Linked DNA regions of Mus musculus: region 2 is linked to region 1. A link is a loop called in an ENCODE intact Hi-C map of the cell type or tissue named here. Cell type or tissue: heart. All regions are shown on one strand. Each heading gives the region's core, and the rest is flanking DNA. Links, peaks and the distances in the headings are about the cores only.

The links. A loop is a pair of places that touch in the nucleus more often than their neighbours do. Peaks named below come from ENCODE experiments on the same cell type or tissue, not always from the same donor. Only the 100,000 strongest peaks of a DNase experiment are listed, where the experiment ranks them.
Region 2: it touches region 1 in a loop (2.0-fold over the local background); 3 of 42 quality-filtered maps call a loop at or near these places.

The regions. Positions count from the first base shown.
Region 1 is chr11:58,488,344-58,498,601 of GRCm38, forward strand. Olfr332 (olfactory receptor 332) reads right to left here and starts at 4,156. Exons shown (of 2, transcript NM_001011770.2): 1 at 3,767-4,156; 2 at 1,376-2,586. The coding sequence starts at 2,410. The coding sequence ends at 1,376. In heart, for the core only: no CTCF peak of the experiment used is centred there; no DNase peak of the experiment used is centred there.
Region 2 is chr11:58,627,074-58,637,331 of GRCm38, forward strand. No RefSeq gene overlaps it. Among named protein-coding and RNA genes, the nearest start is that of Olfr323, 6.2 kb to the left of the region's middle. In heart, for the core only: no CTCF peak of the experiment used is centred there; no DNase peak of the experiment used is centred there; H3K27me3 peaks cover 1,146 bases.

The DNA of each region.
Region 1 (10,258 bases), core at 925-8,924:
TTCCTTGAGACTGTATTCTTAAGTGTTCGAACCGCTACAGGCACCGTGGGGGATGATCATTGTTCCCTGCTGGAACCAGAACACGAAATGCATTTATATCAACACTACGATTGACATGCTAAATATATGAAATTAATTTTTCATGCATACCTTAGGAGAGCTGGGAAAAACTCTGAGAAGAACTTAAAGATATCAAGGCTTAATTTCTCCAATGAAATGAAAAATGTATAGAAGACAGAAGTAAACAGAGTTTCATCCAAGAGGGCTTCTATGAAAGGAAATTAGAGGTGTACTCTAACAGAAAGCATCTGAAATGATGACGATTTCGCTGCTTTTGAAGGTCCTTGTAAATCCCCACAATCGAGTGCAGAGGTGCGAAGCCACTATGATGTAACTTGATTGTAAAACCGTGGGAGCCCCTGGGCTTCTAAAGTGAAAATTTCCTAGTTCATAGTGTTAACTTCTTCATAACTTTGGAGTCCTTCATTTCAAAAACACAATTTGAATTAAAGTCCCACACAGTAAATCCCATGTCACCATGTGATCTTTTCTCCCGAAGATGAAGGTTTGCTAACATACATTTTGTGACATAAAGCCACCTCAACCACGACACGAGCCTGGGAACGGTCTGAGTGGAAAGGAGGGGCGGTGCTTAAGGATGGTCACTGGTCACGTTAAAATTTAGCTATCATTTTCCAAGCCTGACACATTGCTAAAGTTTTAGGAATTGTTTTTTTTTCTATTTTTTTATTTGTGGTTTAAATGCTGTCAACTATTAATTTGCCACAGTTATTTTTAAGAGGTGATTGTGTGAGAAGGGGCCTGTAATACCCAGTCTCTGTTTTGAAACATGGAACTTTATTACTGATGGTTTCTCTTAAAGGCAACATGATCATGTGACAGTTCCATCTACCGTACCCCAGAAAGCACACTGAGTATCATTTCTGTGCTGGGAATGTATTATATTTTGATAAATATAAAAGATGCACTAAGGGCTCACGGAAAAGGTTGAAATGTCATAAGAAAAGGTGATTCATGTCTCTCCCTGCCCAGTGTGATCAGTGATGCGTTCAGTCAGAAGAAAGAAGGATTTAATTGCATAGATTGCTTCAAGGGACTAAGCGAGAGTAAAAATGTGAAAAGGAGATACTAACAGGATGATATCTAATTAGCCGTGTGGATCAACTTGGGAAAGATAGAACAGCAAATAGGTTCTGGACTTGTGTCTCAATGAATTAGAAACCCTTCGCCTTTGCACAGATGTCATCGTAATTTTACAAATAAACACTCACTAAGGGTTTACTGAAGATACCACGATGAGAACTGAGAACAACATTCCATCAAATTCTTCATATGCGCCTTACATGTTTCTTTCTTACAAGGCTCTGTTTCCAATCTGGATTTCCTTAGACTTAAATTCGCTTTTAAGATGAAGGATAGGACACTTCTGAGTGCAGCACCGGAGGGAGCCGACTCTATCACGGCTGCAGCATCTGCCGGTGCACTTCTGCAGGGCCCCTATCACTTCCTTGTTTCTCAGGCTGTAGATAAGAGGATTGAGCATGGGGGTCACTATGGTGCCCAGCACAGCACCTACCTGGTCCTGGTCGGGTGTGTGGGAAGAAGTGGGCGTCATGTAGATGAAGATGGCCTGACCAAAATAGAGGCTCACGACAGTCAGGTGGGAGGAGCAGGTGGCCAAGGCTTTATTCCGCCCCTTGGGAGAGTTCATCCTGAGGACAGTGAGGAATATGAGGGTATAGGAAGTCAGGATCAAAGTGAATGGGGTCAGGAGAAAGATAATAGTTGACACAAACTTCACCATCTCGTAGACAGATGTATCCACACAAGACATTCTCAGAATAGCGGGCATCTCACAGAAGTAATGGTTGATCTCCCTGGAGCCACAGATAGGAAAATTCATGGGGTATACGGTATGAACGAGGGCTGCGGCAACTGCTCCGATCCAGGTGGAGGCGGCCATCATCAGACAGACCTTGGGGCTCATGAGAATGGTATACCTCAGAGGGTTACAGACAGCCACATAACGGTCATAGGCCATTAGTGTCAGTAAGATGCACTCAGCAAGGCCAAGGGTGAGGAAGGAAAACATCTGAGTGGCACAGGCAAAGAAGGAGATGTTCTGCCTCCCGGTGAAGTAGTTGATGGCTGCCTTGGGCACTGTGCAGGAGATATAAGCCAGGTCAATGACAGACAGCTGACTGAGCAGGAAGTACATGGGTGTGTGGAGACGGGGGTCCAGCCAGATGAGGAGTATCAAGAGGGAGTTTCCAGCCGAGGCCAGGGTGTAGATGAGGAGGATGAAGGAGATAAGGAGGTTTGGGTACCTGCAGCTGGGAAAGAGCCCCAGCAGGATGAAACTGGATGTAGTTTTATTCTTCAGGTCCATATCTTCATTCAATAAAATTTTTATATCTGAAAAAATCTACAATGATAAAATGGAAACTATCACAGAGAAAGCATTTGTCTGAAATAATTTGAGTCTCTTGGTCAGGAACTGGGCTGGAACTCTCAGAGGCAGATTTCCACGGGCGAGGAGTTGAGGAAAGGCACAGGAATAGGGAACTGAGAAGGAGATGGGCAGCAGGAGTTATAATGGGAAATCCCAAGTTGCAGGTCACTACGGCAGTTACAAACCACTAACAGAACAGCTTGTAATTATCTGAAAGGTTCAAGAATTATTAACAAAAGATACCTGTTAGCTGACCTAAAGCTAAATGTCAGGCAATAGATACAGCCAGCTATTTCCTACCTTAAACCCACACGCTGATTTTCAGGCCACACACAACAACAGCCTTTTACTAACTACACCAGAATGTGGCTAACAACTTCTGTGTTTGGCCTGAGCTGCAGGAGCATGTCACTCCAATGATGCCTGCTACCCTGTGCCGACCAGTTTCCATGTCCAAATAATAAAAGCTCTAGTAACCCCCACAACACAGGACATCAGTTCTTCATTATTTTCCCAGTCTGCCTACCTTGTCCCTTTCAGAGGGTGTTGTTCTCTCTCTGTTCCCCCCTCAAATGCTCGCTTAACTTTTCTTCTGTTCCCCATCTTGGTTTTGGCTGGGGTTGTACCTCAAAGAAACCACTCCAGTGACCAAGGTATTTCTCCTTTTGTCCAGCAACAAAGGCATCTTACAGTTCACCCAGTTGAAGTATACTTTACCGGGGACTTAGCAAGATCATAGCCTGCAGTTATTTCTATTGGAACAGTTTAATAATTAGTCCCTTTGATTATAACCCATAACCCAATCATTACTTTCCTCCCATCTTTGATATTTCATGTGAGTAGCAATCTCCTGAAATTCTTGAATCTTACATATTCCTTTCTCCTTAAAATTCTTTCATTTTATGAGTTTTGCCTACAGGCAGGTCTGTATCCCATCTGTGTGCAGTGCCCATGGAGGCCAGAAAAGGGTGTTAGAGCCCCTGGAACTGGAGCTACAGATGTTAACATGTGAGTTCTGGGAATCAAACCCAGTTCTCTGCAAGAGGAGTTAGTGTTCTAAACTGTGGAGCCACCTCTCCCAGCCCCCAGATTACTTTCTTGAGTGTTCTTTTCTACCAATCTTCACTCCAGAGAATCTCATTAGCTTCTCTGAAAGCCCTGCCATTCTTTAGCTATTGGGTAATGTGACAGGAGGACCTAGGCTCTTCACTGGGTCAGGACAGGCTTTGACCTCTAGTCAATCACTCACTGGTTACAGCATTGGGACTTTTTTTTAAAAATTTAACTTCATACCTTTTTCACTTGTAGAGGAAGTGCAGTTCACATGATCATGACTTCAACATGAAGAACATCCTGTCTGTTCTCAGGTTCAGACTTCTTCTTGGTTTTGCAGTTTCTACCCTAGCACTATGGTTCAAGCACAAGTCACCAACCAGAGTTAACTTCTTTTAGGGAGAGCAAAAGCTTTCTCAGTAGTGATCTTCCTCCCCACTTTACTTTCCTGTTCTGTGCTGCAGTGTGAGTCTTGGGTAGCCCGTATCACCCTTCTCGATGTGTTCCATAACACTTTCATTAAATCAATCAGTTCTTGTCTTGAGGACCCTGGCCTTTGACCTCATAGCCCATGGAAACAGATTCACTACATTTTGATCCACACCTGGCTCAGGTCTGAGAGCAGTGTGTTAGCTTACTGCTGTGATTCTGGCCAGATCAAGAGCTGCCAATTCTTCTGTGTGCTGTGGAACTGGGGAACCATCAGGGACTCTCATGGGAGTCTGTCCCCAGACTTCAATTAACCACACACCTAGAAACCTCTGATGCAAGTCTCACTGTCCAGTATTCTGTGCTGTTTGTTTGGTAAAACAGCAGTTGGGTTTTTACTGTCTCCATGGAGATGGGAGGGAAGCAGCTTGGCGGTGGCAGAAGGAAACAGACTCTGAGCAATCAAAGCTCCTTCAGGGTCTCATGTGGCAGTCAGTGATCCTGTCTGACCTAGGATGGGCTGGGATCCAGGAAGAACGGAGAAGAAATAACCAAACTGTGATAATGGAAAGGAACCTAAAACACAGTTCCGATAATATGGGTGTCTCACAGGATAGTCTGCACTCTAGAGATCAAAGCATCCACACACATTTTGACCCTGCTGTATCAGATTCTAGCCCTGTCACCAGAGGGTCCAGCTCCCATCTTGGGTGGAGACACCCCGCTCAACCACAGGCCACACTGGCCAGAAAACCAGAAAGGAACCAGAAACCAAGGAACAAAACACCCATCCAACCAAGACAAACTCAGAAATCTGAACCTAAACCTAGAATCACTCCAAACCCAGATGCCTAGATGCTAGCTTAAGAATACAACCAACAGCCAAAGCAATATGTTATCACCACCAGAGGGACAGATATTCTACTACTGTAGACAAGCCCTGAATATTCTACATAGCTTAAACTCAAGAAAAATACCTCAAAACCAACTTTATGAAGACTGTACAGGTCCTTAGAAAGGGAATGAATAAATCCCCTAAAGAAAGCCAAGAAAGCCAAGGAGAGAAGTCCAACAACCAAAGGATATGAATAAAACTGTTCAAGACCTAAAAATAGAAATAGAAGCAATAAAGAAAACACAAACAGGGCTGGAAAGATGACTCAGAGGTTAAGAGCACTGCATGCTCTTCCAGAGGTCTTGAGTTCAATTCCTAGTCACCATGTGGTGGCTCATAACCATCTATAATGTGATCGGGTGCCCTCTTCAAGCCTGCACACATACATGTAGTCAGAATGTTGCATACACAATAAATAAATGAATCTTTTTTTTAAAAAAGAAAAATACAAACAGGGATTTGTAGAAATGAAAAATCTAGGTAAGTGAACAGAAACTACAGATGCAATCATCACCAACAGAATATAAGAGAAGAAGGGAGAATCCCAGGTATTGAAGATATGATAGAAGAAATTGATATGTTGGTGACAAAAAATGTTAACTAAAAATTCCTGACATAAAACTTTCAGGAAAGACTAAACCTAAGAATAATAGGAATAGAAGAAGGAGAAGAATTCTACCTCAAAGACCCAGAAAAGATTTCCAACAAAATCATGGAAACCTAAAGAAAGAGAGACCTATAAGCTGGGCAGTGGTGGTGCATGCCTTTAATCCCAGCACTTGGGAGGCAGAGGCAGGTGAATTTCTGAGTTCAAGGCCAGCCTGGTATACAGAGTGAGTTCCAGATCATCCAGGGCTATACAGAAAAACCCTGCCTCAAAAAACCAACCAACCAACCAACCAACCAACCAACCAACCAACCAACCAACCAAACAAACAAACAAACAAACAAACAAAGAGACATATATAAGGATACAAGAAGCTTACAGAATACCAAATAGATTGGAGCAGAAAAGAAAGTCCCCCTGTCACATAGTAATCAAAACACTAAACACACAGAACAAAGAAAGAATGTTACAATCTTCAAGGGAAAAAATAACAAGTGACATATGAAGACCTAGTAGAATTACATCCAAGTTCTCATGGAGATTCTGAAAACAAGAAGGGCCCGGACAGATGTTCTGAAGACTCCAAAAGACCACAGTTGCCAGCCCAGACTACTATGCTCAGCAAAACTTTTAATCACTATAGATGGAGAAGACAAAATATCTCACAATAAAGTCAAACCCTTATTCAACCTAACTAAAAGATACAGAGAGAATATCTAAATTAACAAAATCAGAAATAAAAATTGGGGCATAACAACAGACACCAGAAATCTCTAAGAATCATCAGGTCATAGTTTAAAATCTATAGTCCAAAATATTGAAAATCTAAAAGAAACGAATAATAGTGGATAGATACCATTGACCGAAGTTAGATCATCAATATAAATAGATCTATAACCCCTAAGGAAATAGAAGCAGTCATTGGAAGTTTCACAACAACAACAACAACAAAGTCCATGCATGGGCAGATGATTTTAGCACTGAATTCTATAAGACTTTTAAAGATGAGCTAACACCAATACTCCTATTCAATTTGTTTCACCAAACAGAAATAAGAGGAACAAATTTATGAGACCTCAATTACCCCATTTCCCAAACCACACAAAGACTCAACAAAGAAAGAGAATTACTGATCATTTCCCTTATGAACATATATGCAAAAATACTCAATAAAATTCTCGCAAACTGAATCCTAGAATATATCACAAAGATCATCCATCATGATCAAGTAGGCTTCATCCCAGAGACACTAGGTTGGTTCAATATTAGAAAATCAGTCAATGTAATCCATCAAATAAAGAAAAATAAACCCCCATGAGCATCTCATGAGATCCCAGAAAAGTTTTTGACAAAATCTAACACCCCTTTTATGGTAATAATATTGGAGAAACTAGGGATAAAAGGAGACATACCTCAACATAATAAAAGCAATTTTCAGCAAGCCTATAGCTAACATATTAAATGGAGAGAGATTCATACCAACTCCACTAAAATCTGGAACAAAACAAGGCTGTCCCTTCTCTCCATATATATTCAATATATTAATTGATGGTCTAGTTAGGGCAGTAAGACAGCTAAAGGAGGAGGTAGGTCCCAGAGCCTGACACTATTACTGAGGCTATGGAGTGCTCACAAAAAGGACCTACCATGACCACACTCCAGAAGACCCAACAAGCAGCTGAAAGAGTCAGATACAGATATTTGCACCCAACCAATGGACAGAAGCACCTGACCCCTGTTGTTGAAATTAAGAAAAGGCTGAAAGAAGTTAAGGAGAAGGGTGACCCTGTAGGAGGACCAGCAGTCTCAATTAATCTGAACCCCCAAGATCTCTCAAACACAGGATCACCAAACGGATAGCATACACCAGCTGATATGAGGCCCCCGACACACATACAGTAGAGGACTGCCAGGTCTGTGTTCATTCAGAGATGATGCACCTAACCTTCAAGAGACTGGAGGCCTCAGAGACTTTAGAGTTCAGGTGGGGTGGAAGGGTGGGGGCGTCGATGTGAAGACAGGGAAGTGGGGAGGAGGTATGGGATATAGGGTGGACAGGGATAAAATATGGAGTGTAAAAACAAACAAACAAACAAACAAACAAACAAACAAACAAACAAATAAATAAGACAGCTAAAGGAGATCAAGGGGATATAAATTGGGAAGCAAGAAGTCAAAATATCACTATTTGCAGTTGATATGATAGTATACATAAGTGTTCCTAAAAATTCTACCAAGGAACTCCTATAGCTGATAAACATCTCACGTAAAGTGGCTGGATACAAGATTAACAACAACAACAACAACAACAACAACAACAAAAATCAGTAGCTCTTCTATATAAACAACAAACAGGCTCAGGAAAAAAAATCAGGGAAACAACATCCTTCACAATAGCCACAAATAATATAAAACATCTTGTGGTAACTCTAACCAAGCAAGTGAAAGACTTGTATGATAAAATCTTCAAGCTGTGGAAGAAAGAAATTGAAGATGGTACCAGGAGTTGGAAAGATCTCACATGCTCACATGCTCATGGATGAGTAGGATCAACATAGTGAAAGTGGCCATTCTACTAAAAGCAATCTGCAGATCCAAAGCAATACCCATGAAAATTCTAACACATTTTTTTCAGACCTTGAAAGGATAATACTAAACTCCACATGATATAAGAATAATCTCTTCTTGTGTACTGTGTGGAAGCATCACCTGTCAATAACAGCTAATGGCCAATAATGGACATGAAAGAGGGAGGGGGGGAGGAATTCTGGGAAAGAGTTAGGCACGAAGAAATGACCACTGAGTGCCAGGAGCCGTCAAGGAGAAGCTAAAAAACTAGAAGGTGATCTTCCTGAGATGGTTCTGCCATGGATTAAAAATCTATGACAGATTTGCTCCTTTAGGCAAGGCTGAGAATTTCAGCTTTGAGCAGATTTCTGCAGAACAACTGAGATGCACTGTTTTGTAGTGATGCTATATAGACAAATGGATGATGTCTTAATTCTTAACGATTATCCTAAAAGAATTCCTAAAATTATATTAGTAATTATCTAAGCTCTTTTATAATAGGACTATTACAATAATCAAAACTGTAATGAGAACTCTGCCAGTCTTTAGTGTCATGAGTTAATTGCTTCTGAGATAGCAAGCAGCCATCTACAACTTAGGGCACATTCCAAGAGGTTGTAAAACCATTAACCAAAGGTCATAGAAAGTGAACTAAGAATTTACTATAGGTGCAAGGATAGAAGATAAAATATCGGCTGGGTCTATCTATACAAAACTTTACTAATAACTTTGTCAGAAAAATTATGGTTTTTAACTCTCCATGAATCTGTAGAGCTGGTGACAGATGATGAATGCTTAGCCAAATAATTACTCCTAATGGATATGCATGTAAACATTCCCTGTTGTAAACTTATTTGATTTATGATTTGTATTTATGTGTCAACTTGTGATGAGTTTTTTTTTTTTCCCGTGTGATCATGTATTCTGAAAGACGTATAAGTGCTGAGGACAAAGAGCAGAGACGGGCCCTTTCCCCTTTTCCTTAGAGGACTTTCATAAGAAACATTAGCATTTAGAAATAAAAGCTAAAGCCACTTTTCTTTTCTTTTTTTTTTTAAATTTAATTTTATTTTTATGAGGTATTTTCCTCATTTACATTTTTAATGCTATCCCAAAAGTCCGCCATACCCACCCCCCCAATCCACTACCCACCCACTCCCCCGTTTTGGCCCTGGCGTTCCCCTGTACTGGGGCATATACAGTTTGCAAGTCCAATGGGCCTCTCTTTGCAGTGATGGCCGACTAGGCCATCTTTTGATACATATGCAGCTAGAGTCAAGAGCTCCGGGGTACTGGTTAGTTCATAATGTTGTTCTACCTACAGGGTTGCAGTTCCCTTTAGCTCCTTGAGTAATTTCTCTAGCTCCTCCATTGGGGGCCGTGTGACCCATCCAATAGCTGACTGTGATCATCCACTTCTGTGTTTGCTAGGCCCCGGCATAGTCTCACAAGAGACAGCTATATCTGGGTCCTTTCAGCAAAATCTTGCTAGTGTATGCAATGGTGTCAGCGTTTGGGAGCTGATTATGGGATGGATCCCTGCATATGGCAATCAAAAGCCACTTTTCAATATGTCCCCCTTTCTTCCTGCAACTTCAAGTGGTAGGCTGGGAGTTAGAGCAGAGACAGAGTTCCTGCAGAGATAGAACAGAGGCTGCATTTCTTAAACCCCCCCCCCCCTCCCGCGCCCCTCTGTTTTACTATGAGGTGTTAAGCCAGAGACTGCAGCTTCTGACCTCAGGAGCAACTCAGACAGGCAGGTCAGCTACAGAAGCAAAGCCCTTTAGGCTGAAGACAGGTGAATGTTTTATTATCAAACAGCAGCTCTAAATATCCCTTAAGACCAAGTCTTACTCCTGCCGATGCTCTCCCACGTATGCTTAACTTTCAAGAGAAAACCAAGAGAGAAGTGCCGGGGATGCCCCCACTGCACCCCACCCCCACTCTGGTACCCAAATGCTGAGTAAGTCTGACAGATGAAACTAAGGAGTGATAACCAGCCATGTGGCAGACAGACTAGTTTAAACAGGTTAATTAAGTTAGGAGCTATCTGGAGAACAAAAGCCTAGGCATTTATTGATAAAATATGAGACTCTGAGTTATTCGGGAATTGGGGCATGGATGGAAAAGCCCTCAGCTACAAATGGTATAAAAATGTAAGTTTTTTTTTTTTTTAAATCCAAGCTTAGAACCTGAGAAAAAGCCCTGGGTGGAAAGGCAGGGAACAGGCATT
Region 2 (10,258 bases), core at 1,427-9,426, 140 kb after region 1:
GATTAAAACCACGTAGAAGAAAAGGGAGAGAGAATGAACTCTCTGGGGTCCTGGGGACTTCTGTTCATTTTTCCCTAAATAACGTATTACTGACAGTCTACTATGTGTGTATGTGTGTATGAGTATGTATGCATGTGCTTATGTGTGAACATGTACATATATGTATATGTGTGAGCATGTGTGTGTATGTACATGTGTGTGTATATATGTGTGAGCATGTGGTGAGCATGATGTTTGTATGTATGTGTGTATATGTATGAGTGTGTGTGTGAGCACATGTGAGTGTATGTATGTATGAGCATGTGTGAGTGTATGTGTGTGCGTGTAGCTTAGTGATCAGTTAATTTATTTCTCACTCTCACAAAGGCCCTTCTTACCCATTAGGTAACACACTCCCCACTCTGACCCTTCTCCATCAATATCCAACATGACAGACACCTTGCACTTTTATTTAATTCTTTGTCAAACACAGCAAAAAGTCCACACCCACCTGCCGTACCTGAGCTCTGTGCCTCTAACAGAGTGGGATCCAGCAAAAGTGCTAATGTGATGGGAACCAACAAAAAGTGTTGTCACCTTAAGAAACAGGAGGGACTGGGGAGATGGCTTGGCAGCTAAGAGTGTATAATGCCCACGCAGAAGACTGGAGTTTAGGTCCCAGCACCAAGTCAAACAGCTCACAACTGCCTATAACTCCTGCTCCAGGGGATCCAGTGTCTTCTTTTGGCCTCTGCAGTCACCTCTACACACACACACACACACACACACACACACACACACACAGAGAGAGAGAGAGAGAGAGAGAGAGGGAGAGAGAGAGAGACAGAGAGACAGAGACACACAGAAAGAAAGAGACAGACAGACACACACATACAGAGAGAGAGAGAGAGAGAGAGAGAGAGAGAGAGAGAGAGAGAGAGAGAATTAACATAAAATACATCTTTAGAATTCACAGACAGAAACCCCTCACCTGCTCACTTCTGCAGTGTCCCCAGGGATATTTCATTCTGTTCTAATCTGTTCTCCCATATCTAAGGCCCTTGTCTTTCTCTCTCCCCAGTGGAAGCCCCGCAGTGGGATGTCTGTGAACACTGCATCCTCCCACTCTCACTCAGGTCACCCCTACCCTCCTGAGGAAGCAGCTTGCCTGTCGCCTCTTAGCTTCTGAAAGGTCAGGCAGCTCTCCCACTGTCCTCCATGGACTCAGCGGTGGCCACCTCTCTGCTGCATGTCTTCTTGTCAACCAAAAAGCCGCTGTTTGTTTCCCTTTTCAAAGTGGCAAAGAAGGCTCTTGAAGCTAATGTTTTCCAAACACTGCCTATGTTACCTCATTTTCCCAAATGCCTTCCTGGAGGGTGTGGCTTTCTCCAGCTGGGCCTATTCCCTTATCCACAGCAGTCAGGGCTTTTCTGTCACCTCTGCTCCTCAAGGACCCTCCATGTCCCTCCTGACCTCCCCCAAACTGCCCTCATTGCCAATCCTCTTCTTCTGTCATTACCGCCTCACAGCTCACTGACCTCCCCCTCTGTCTGACCCACTGGTCACTCAGTATTCATACCCGCACACTCCAGACCAGCCTCTGCATCTGCATCTGCATCTGCCTCTGCCTCTGCCTCTGCCTCTGCCTCTGCCTCTGCCTCTGCCTCTGCCTCTGCCTCTGCCTCTGCCTCTGCCTCTGCCTCTGCCTCTGCCTCTGCCTCTGCCTCTGCATCTGCATCTGCATCTGCGTAGCCATAGGTCTGAGCGCCTCCCAGTCCGCTCATCCTTCTGCTGCTTGCAACCTTTAATGATTTACCTAGACGTGGTCTAGGGATAGAAGCCAGAGCTCCCTTCCTCTTGACTCTCAATCCAGTCTTGGCTCTTGACTCTCAGGTTCCAGAACAAGGCTAACCATGGGGTTTGGGGTGACAATTGCTGTGTTTGGAACACACACTAGTCTCATCAGCATCAGTATCTGAACCTCCTCTTAAACTGACTCTCCTCAGTACCTTTAGCAGCACGCATGTCTCCCTCAGTGCCCATTGTCTTCCACCTCACTGAAGATGCCTCACCTCCCTCTGCCTTCTTATTCAGGACAGGATTTGTGGTGTTGTGTATCTCAGACTCGGTACTAGATTTTCTTTTGTTGTTATATCAGCTAACTCTAGATGCAAAGATTCCTAATTCCTGTCTACTCTCTGTTCTACAAGGCTTGTCCTGTGAAGAAAGTGCCACCGCCCCCCATCTCTCCTACATCTTTGCAATGTTGTCTTTTGCACTTCTCATGTCTAATCCACAGTACCCCAAAAGGTAACTGAGCTAAAAATTTAAACCACAGGCAGATCATACCGAGAGCAAGAGGAGGTCATGGTCGCCAGTCAGCTTAGTCACCCCTGGGCACAGGCTCTTCTGTTAATTTGCCACATTGGTTCTTCATCTCTGATGTATGATGTATGCTTAGTTGGTTCTGTTTTCTCCTTACATGTTTGGGTCACTCACTGGAAACACCACATTCAGGTGGCCCGGCTTTTTTTTTTTTTTTACTATCTTTAAATCTATTGTCAGGAGTGTTCTCCCTGGTGTTGCATGTGTATGAACCACGACCTTGACCTTCAGTCCACATGGATGGCAGTGTTCTCAAGCAGGGGATGTGACTGAAGGACTGTTGAATCGTATCTATACTTACAAATTCTCTTGGTGAATCAACTACGTCGTCTCTAAACAAATGATCCTTTCCTACCTTAGCTTCCTCTTGCTTTCTAGTAAGTGTGTCACTAATGGGCTCACTATAATGGACAATAAACACATTTTAAAAGAATAATTTAGAGTTAAGGAGGGATGGTCTGCAGGCTAATGAGGCCACAGTGACATCGCACTAAGATACACTGAGGTTGCTGGAAAGTCAGCTTGGGTTCCCATTTATTGAAGTCCCTCCACAATACACACATGCTTCAGATACAATCTGCTCATCACCTACTAAAACACAGGTCTCTTGAAAGGTGACTGGTTTCAAATGGACTTGATTTACACTGAGCTAGAGAAACGCTTCTGCTTTCCAAAATGCTGTGTTCTGAAGCCCTGGGTCAATAGTGTAACCTCAGCTTAATTAGGTGTGGCTCCCTTTTATACAAAGTCAACACAATCAAGAATGTTACTGGCCCTTGCAGCCCTACATATCGTAAAATAAGCGGCCTCTCGACTTCCCAAGTCCTCTGTTGGAGTTACTTTTCTGCTATTATGGTTTAATTTTCTGGTTAGTTGAGGCACAATGATCTGTTCTTTCATATAAACAGAACATGTGTCTGGGCTGGAACTGCCACTGTCATGAGGAGTAACACACTGGAGTCAGCGTAACTTTAAAATCTAACATTCAACACCAGCGCCCCCAATATTAGTAGTGTGTGCACTGAACAGACACATACCATGTTATCTCCAGAAGGCAGTTTCACCTCCATGCCCACGCTGCTCCCGCATACCTTCCCCTCTGAGCAGAGCCCAGAGGCCTGAGGGCCAAGCTTCCCCTTCCTGGGATGAGTGCTGGGTTTCTATGGTGAGGTCTGGGATCTGCCATCTCCTGCTGCTCTTGGATGCTGAGGGAACCAGACTTCTCCTTTCAATAGACCTGGGTTTCCTGGAGACACGGCCCTTCTGAGACCCTTGCTCCCAAGACAGTCTTGCATAATTTCCCAATCAAGAGGGTAAACAATAAGAATCTCCTGCTAAGACCCAGCTCTGCCCAGGAGCCCTCAATGACAAAGCTCGAGGGAGAGATGCCACGGTTTCATTCTCTTTGGAATCAACTTTTTCAAATTTTGAAATTAGGGTAGATCCCACTAATTTTGGCCTAAGACTTCTGTCAATCAAAAAGGTGTTTCATTTAAGCCCAGTGGCCATAGGATTGGGATGAACTTCTGAAGGCAGTGTAACTTTTGCATTCGGTTGAGTGGCATCTCACTGTCCCACTATAATTGCCAATAAGGTTAAATAGTTATACAACTACAAAGGAATTAGCTCATCAGTTAGACAGCTCTGTGCCCGAAATCATCATGCCTACGAATGCTAAATAATGCAGCAGGAAGACCTGGCCTGGGGGTGATACTCATGGATGCTTTGGAAGGGGAACTGGAAAAGGGATGACCTTGCTTTTCAATTAATTAATTATTTCATGTATATGGGTACACTGTCACTGTCTTCAGACACACCAGAAGAGAGCATCAGATCCCATTACAGATGGTTGTGAGCCACCATGTGGTTGCAGGGATTTGAACTCAGGACCTCTGGAAGAGCAGTCAGTGCCCTTAACCACTGAGCCATCTCTCCAGCCCCAAGGGATGATCTCAGACTCATCTGTATCATCTGTAATATAGCAGGACTTGAAATAAAAACTGACTGGATGAAGAACTGTATATTGAGAAGAGCTAGTTTATTAATATTTCTAGTTAAAAATGAATGCATACATTTTAATTTAAAAGAAAGTATTAAGAGGTTCTATTGAGACAACTTCTCAGGCTGACCCTGAACTCTTTCTCTTTCTGTCCCTACCTCCCTAGAGATGAGATGACAGGTACATGCCCCCATCCCCGACTACTTCTGAAGATTTAAAACCATTCATTCATTCATTCATTCATTCATTCATTCATTCATTCATTCAACCAATGAGAATGTGTTTGACACGTATGAATGCCTGTGGCTCTTTCAGACGTTAGGTACATCAGCAACCCGTGGTGATATAGGCTGCCTTGTTTATTGATTAGTGTGGTGGTGTGCGCCGCCTTCAAAATCGTTTGATCTGTGAGTACAGCCTTCATAAAATTCAGAGGAGGAAGTAAAATGCAGGCAAATCTACAACCTTTGAAATACCCATAGTTCTGTGCTCCAAAGCCAAGCACCTGTGTTCCACATATGAGATTGTCAGTTGGATTATAATATAACACCCATCTTGGTCCTTTTGTGACCACTTTCACAGTTAACATTTACCCTAGGGTTTTTTTTTTGTTTGTTTGTTTGTTTGTTTTTTTAAAGGAAAACCCTAACATGCTTAAATCTTGTAATTGTTTACTGCCATGGCATTGTGGGTATTATTATGACTGGTCTAGATGCAGTTAAGGAGTGTGTAGTTGTTCACACTGTGGGGGGAGCTTCTCGTGTCTGACGCCATCCAGGCCTAAGATCTGCATCCTGGCAGAGAGGGATGTAATGAAGCCTGCGAAGCAGGTCATGTACTCCTGTCAGCTGCAGAGACAGGCCAATAGAGCTGCATTCGGGTCAACAGAAGCTGGAGAAGCCGAAACAGGAGGGTCCTGGGGTTTACAAAGTCACAGTCCAGCCCTGAACCAGAGCCAGACAAAGGGACCTAGAGCTTGGTCGTGTAGGTAGAGCGCTCAGACATCAGGACTCCCAGAGGGGTGACAGGGAGAAAGGGTGTCAAGATGCTGACAGACAGGTTGTCACAGGCCTTCTCTTTCCTGGGGCAAGAAGGAGAGATTGGATGGTTACATATCTCCTCTTAGAAGGAAGTGGATGGTTTTGAGTGGACATGGGGAGCCCTGAAGTCTGGTTAGATGGCTTAGCAGGGACTTACTAATGACCTGAATTCAATCCCTGTGTCCCATGGAATTGAAGGAGAGAACTAACTCCCACAAGGAGTCCACCTGGCTACCACAGCACATGTATATGCACAGAAACACATACACACAGAGAGAGACAGAGAGAGAAAGAGGGCAGGTTTAATTCACAATGGAAAAAAAACCACCATAAGCTGTTAGTCAGAGAATTAAGTCATCCTGGTCCCCACATCTTAAGGTCAAGCGAAAGAAAGATGTACATTGAAGAGTGGTTGCAACACGTTCTCATGACATTATTAGTAACTTAATATCAAACCTTGATGTAATAATGTGTAATTACTGTTCTATTGCCCTGCGGTTCCTCTAATCTGTTTTTCCATCAAATATTCAAAGCAACAGTACCAATGGCCATGGCCTTTGAAACCATGAGCCAAAATAAACATTTCCTTAATAAGTTAATAACCTCAGGCATTTTAATCACAATGCTGAAAAGCTAACTCACTCATAGACATGCAAACTCCCTACATAGCTCCATCCAGACTATGGAGGCCATATCTGTAAACGTGACTTTTCCTCCCCTCTCTAAATGCAGGAGGTGGGAGAGTCGCGTCTGATCTAGTCAGGAAGCGCGGAGAGTTGAAGACATCGCTGTAGCTCAGTGTCGTGCATTAAGGGAGGGGCACAGCGTCTCTCCTGATGCTGTATTTCACTTCTTAAGTCTGTGCTCTGGAAGCTTCTAGATCATTCGTTTATGGTAAAGGGAGAATGGTCTGAGGCTTTAGAACTACATGAAAATGAAAGGAAGAAGATGCAGAAAAAGCGAGATAAACAGATTGCTTAGAGAGAGGTATTGAAGCCTGGTGGTGGTGGTGGAGGAGGAGATAGCAGGGGAGGTGGCACAAGTCTTTAACCCCAGCACTAGGGAGGCAGAGGTAGACAGATTTTGGTGAATTTGAGTCTAGTCTGGTGTACAAAGTGAGTTCCAGGACAGGACAACAAGGACTGTTACACAGAGTCTCGTCCCACCCACCCCACCCCACCCCCTCCAAAAAAAAGGAATGGAAAGAGGAACTGAATTAAATGGGTTTACAAGAGTTAATATGTTAGCTTACTGCACATTTTAAATGCATTTTTGACGGTCTAAATATGTATCCCAGAGTGACTGGGAACTTCCTGTGTAGACCAGGTTGGCCTCAAAACCAGAGATCTGCCTGCTTCTGACTCGCAGTTATTGGGATTAAAGTTGCATGTCACCACTCAGAGCTATACACACATTCATGAATGTCATTGGCAGCTTGAGACTTTAGATACATACATTTAAGTGTAAAGGGAAGGCGGTCCTAAGGCTTTTGGTTGTTCAGAAGTGTGCTATACTTAGGCACCATACAAGCAATAATGATTCTGACAGGCGGGAGAGACAGCCATGCATCTTCCAGAATGTTATTCTATGATCTCATAGACAAGAAGAACTTTGTTTGTTTGTTTGTTTGTTTGTTTACTTATCTGTACTAATTAGATGCAGACTGATGACCAAATCTCAGTGCAGCTTTGCCAGAGTGAGGACAGAGGAGGAGGTTTTTCTAAAAATCAGATTCTCTCCTCAAAGCCCACCTGCACCTGCCTCAGAAGCCATACCAACACCGTTCTTATTCGGACTCTGCCTGAGAAACCTAGAGCCAGAAACTGTGGCCGTTGGGAGAATTATCTTCAGGCATCACTTCCTTGCTTTGTCTATAAGGAATGCAGTGAGGACTGACTCTGCATCGTGGGTCTGTATCTGTAGTGTGGACGCGCTGGTGTGAGCACTGTCTGGCAGCATCTTCCCCGGAGAGCAATCGATAACACCAGAATCTTATTAGTGCTTCTTAGTATTCCAAGGGAAGATTTGGGTGCCAGGGCTGCTATTGATTTAGAACCATTCTCTGAAATCAAGCAAATGAATCAAACCACTGTTAAATTAAAACAAAGAGCCATCGAGGAAAGATGTCCAGTGTGGGGGATCAACAGTTACCCCTTTCCAGACAGCCACATCATGGAATCACAGGTGACTTGCTATTGTCTTCGTGAGCCACTTGGTGCCTAATTAGAAAGTCTCACTTTTGAATATCCCATGTTGAATTCACAATAGAGGAGAGAACTTCAGAACAATTAGACCCTGCAGACAATTGAATGCGTTCCCCAAAGATCTGTGCTTCCTTTTCCTCTCCCCAGTGGGTTATCTGACTGTGGCGCCAGGTCTGGAGGAGCAGCGTCGTATAGTTTAGAATCTGAATGAAAAAAAAAAAAAAAAACGAATTAAAAAGGAAAGGAAAGAACATGACTGCTCCAAGGTACGGTGGAAACGAAAGTTTACTGTAGGTAAAAGGGAGACATAATCAGAGGCAAGGATATCTGGGAGAGTCCAGAATAAATATTACCAGGCTGAGCTGGGCCATGTGGGGAAACAGGGAGGGGAATGGATAAAGGAAAGAAGGAACCCAGGCACAGCAACTAGGAGGCCAAAGGTACCAAAGGGTGGTAATGAAAATATTGGGAAGGGCAGCCCAGCCCAGCCCAGCACCACACACACCACAGCTGGTGAGTTTAGGGTAGAAGGCAGGCTATGCCAACCCTACCCAGTAACAAGTAGGGACTGAGGGATGCGGGGAGAACCTGGAGGCCAAGTTTCCTTTAATATATTAATAGGCATCTCAGCTGTTTGTAGCAGGAATCCGAATCTCCATCCACAATATACAGGAGCAAGCCTCCAAACAGATGCAGTTTTAGGTCAGAGGATGGAGGCAGACAGGCTTGTATAACTCACCAGAGGCTCTGAAGGGGATCGTAGAGCATTGAGTGTGGATCTAGGTCTGCCTCAGCTTCAAAGCCAAGAATGCTGAGGAAAATTCTGGAATTTGCAGGTGCTGCAATAGTGGTCTCAGCCTGCTCACCAGCAAAAGTGAATGTTAACCTTACAATACCAGGCTTCTGGCCCAGCTATGGAGTCCAGAGCTAGTAAGCACTACACACTAAGAGACCAGACACCATCCCCAAATCAGAGTGGTGAACTGGGGTAGAGAGCCGCCTCCACACGAAGCTGGGGAGATTTGGGGTACAGCTCCTTGGTCTGGTATTTTCTATCACGGTATTCATTGGAGATCTGCTTTCCTGACAAATAGAGAGAGAGAGAGAGAGAGAGAGAGAGAGAGAGAGAGAGAGAGAGAGAGAGATATTGATTTTATTTTACTTCTAAAAGAAAAAAAGCTACATTATATATATTCTGTAATGTCTCATGTCTTGTTTCTCAGAGAATGCTGAGGCTTGTTAGAGAGACCATCCTCAGCCATACTCCAAGGTTTCTCCCAATTTCACTTTCACTCTTACACAAGAGGAAAAGACACGACTTTCTTTTTCTGGTTTCTATAAAGCAGATAGGTTTTACAGAGATTAATAAAGGGCTAATTATTTGGACTAGTTGATGCAGGGTGGGAAGGACAGTCTCCAGGAGGTCACTTTGTGAATGAGTGCTGGGGGCCCGAGCTAAGTGGAAGAATTTGGGCACAAAGTGACAGCTGTCGCCTGAGTCCCCTTGTGCAAAGTAAGCTAGCATCATCATAAGCACAGGAAGAATGGGGCGCAGAGAGAAGTTCACTGTCCAGTGGGCACAGAGCTTCCAGTGGGCTGGAGGGAAAGAGTTTTAGAGAAAACCAACACATTACCAATACCTTCAGTGCCACTGAACTGTACGCTTAAATCTTAAACTGTACGCCTTTTAAATTTCAAATACTGAACTATTAAATGTACATTTGAGGTTTTAAACTTTGTAATGTACATCTATCACAATTTTTAAAATTAAGAGAGCAATATGGGGTACAGTTGTTTAAACGAAAACTGAGGTCCTAAAAATAAAACAGGAAGGAAGGGACTTGCTGAGTTTGGTGGGGAGAGGAGGAGAGGGAGAAGAAGGCAGAAGCGAGGGAAGGAAAGAGGGAGGGGAGGGGGAGGGAGGGAGGGAGGGAGGGAGAGAGAGAGAGAGGGAGAGAGAGAGAGAGAGAGAGAGAGAGAGAGAGAGAGAGAGAGAGAGAGAGAGAGAGAGAGAGCCCCCCCCATACAAGCTGCTCAGGAGCACGCCCAAAACTAGAGAAAAACTGTTGGGCACAGGGGTGTGGCTCCCCCTAGTGGCCCAGAGGTGGAACTAAGATGCCTTGGGCGCTCACTGGGGAGAACACACTGCCTTTCTGAAGAGGTGGAAGCCAGACCAAGGCCCCAGAGGAGTGAAGGTGGTTGGGGTACAGGTGTCAGCAAACTAATACAAGGACAGAGAAGACAAGACAGAGTTGGAGAGGAGGGGTAGAGAGAGAGGCAACTTAGAAAAAGACTTAAACTCATGAGCAAGCTTGTGGAGCTGGGGGTGGGGGCGATGCTGGGCTGCACGGGAGCAGGCACACCACCAGAGGGAAAAGATCCTGAGAAAGTGTACATCTCAGTTAGGCCCCCCTCTCTTTAGAAAGCTAGGCGGTGCCGGGGATGTATTTCCACACACTGTATTGCAGCTCCTCTCATTCCTGTTCACCACAGACCTGGATGCGTGTCCTGTAAGAGAATCTCATGTAATTTCAAGAACATTGGGGCCAGTCAGATGGCTCAGTGGGTAAAGGTACTTCCTGCCAAGGCTATCAACCTGAGTTTGATCCCCTAAACACACATGCCGGAAGGAGTGAGCACTCTAAACAGCT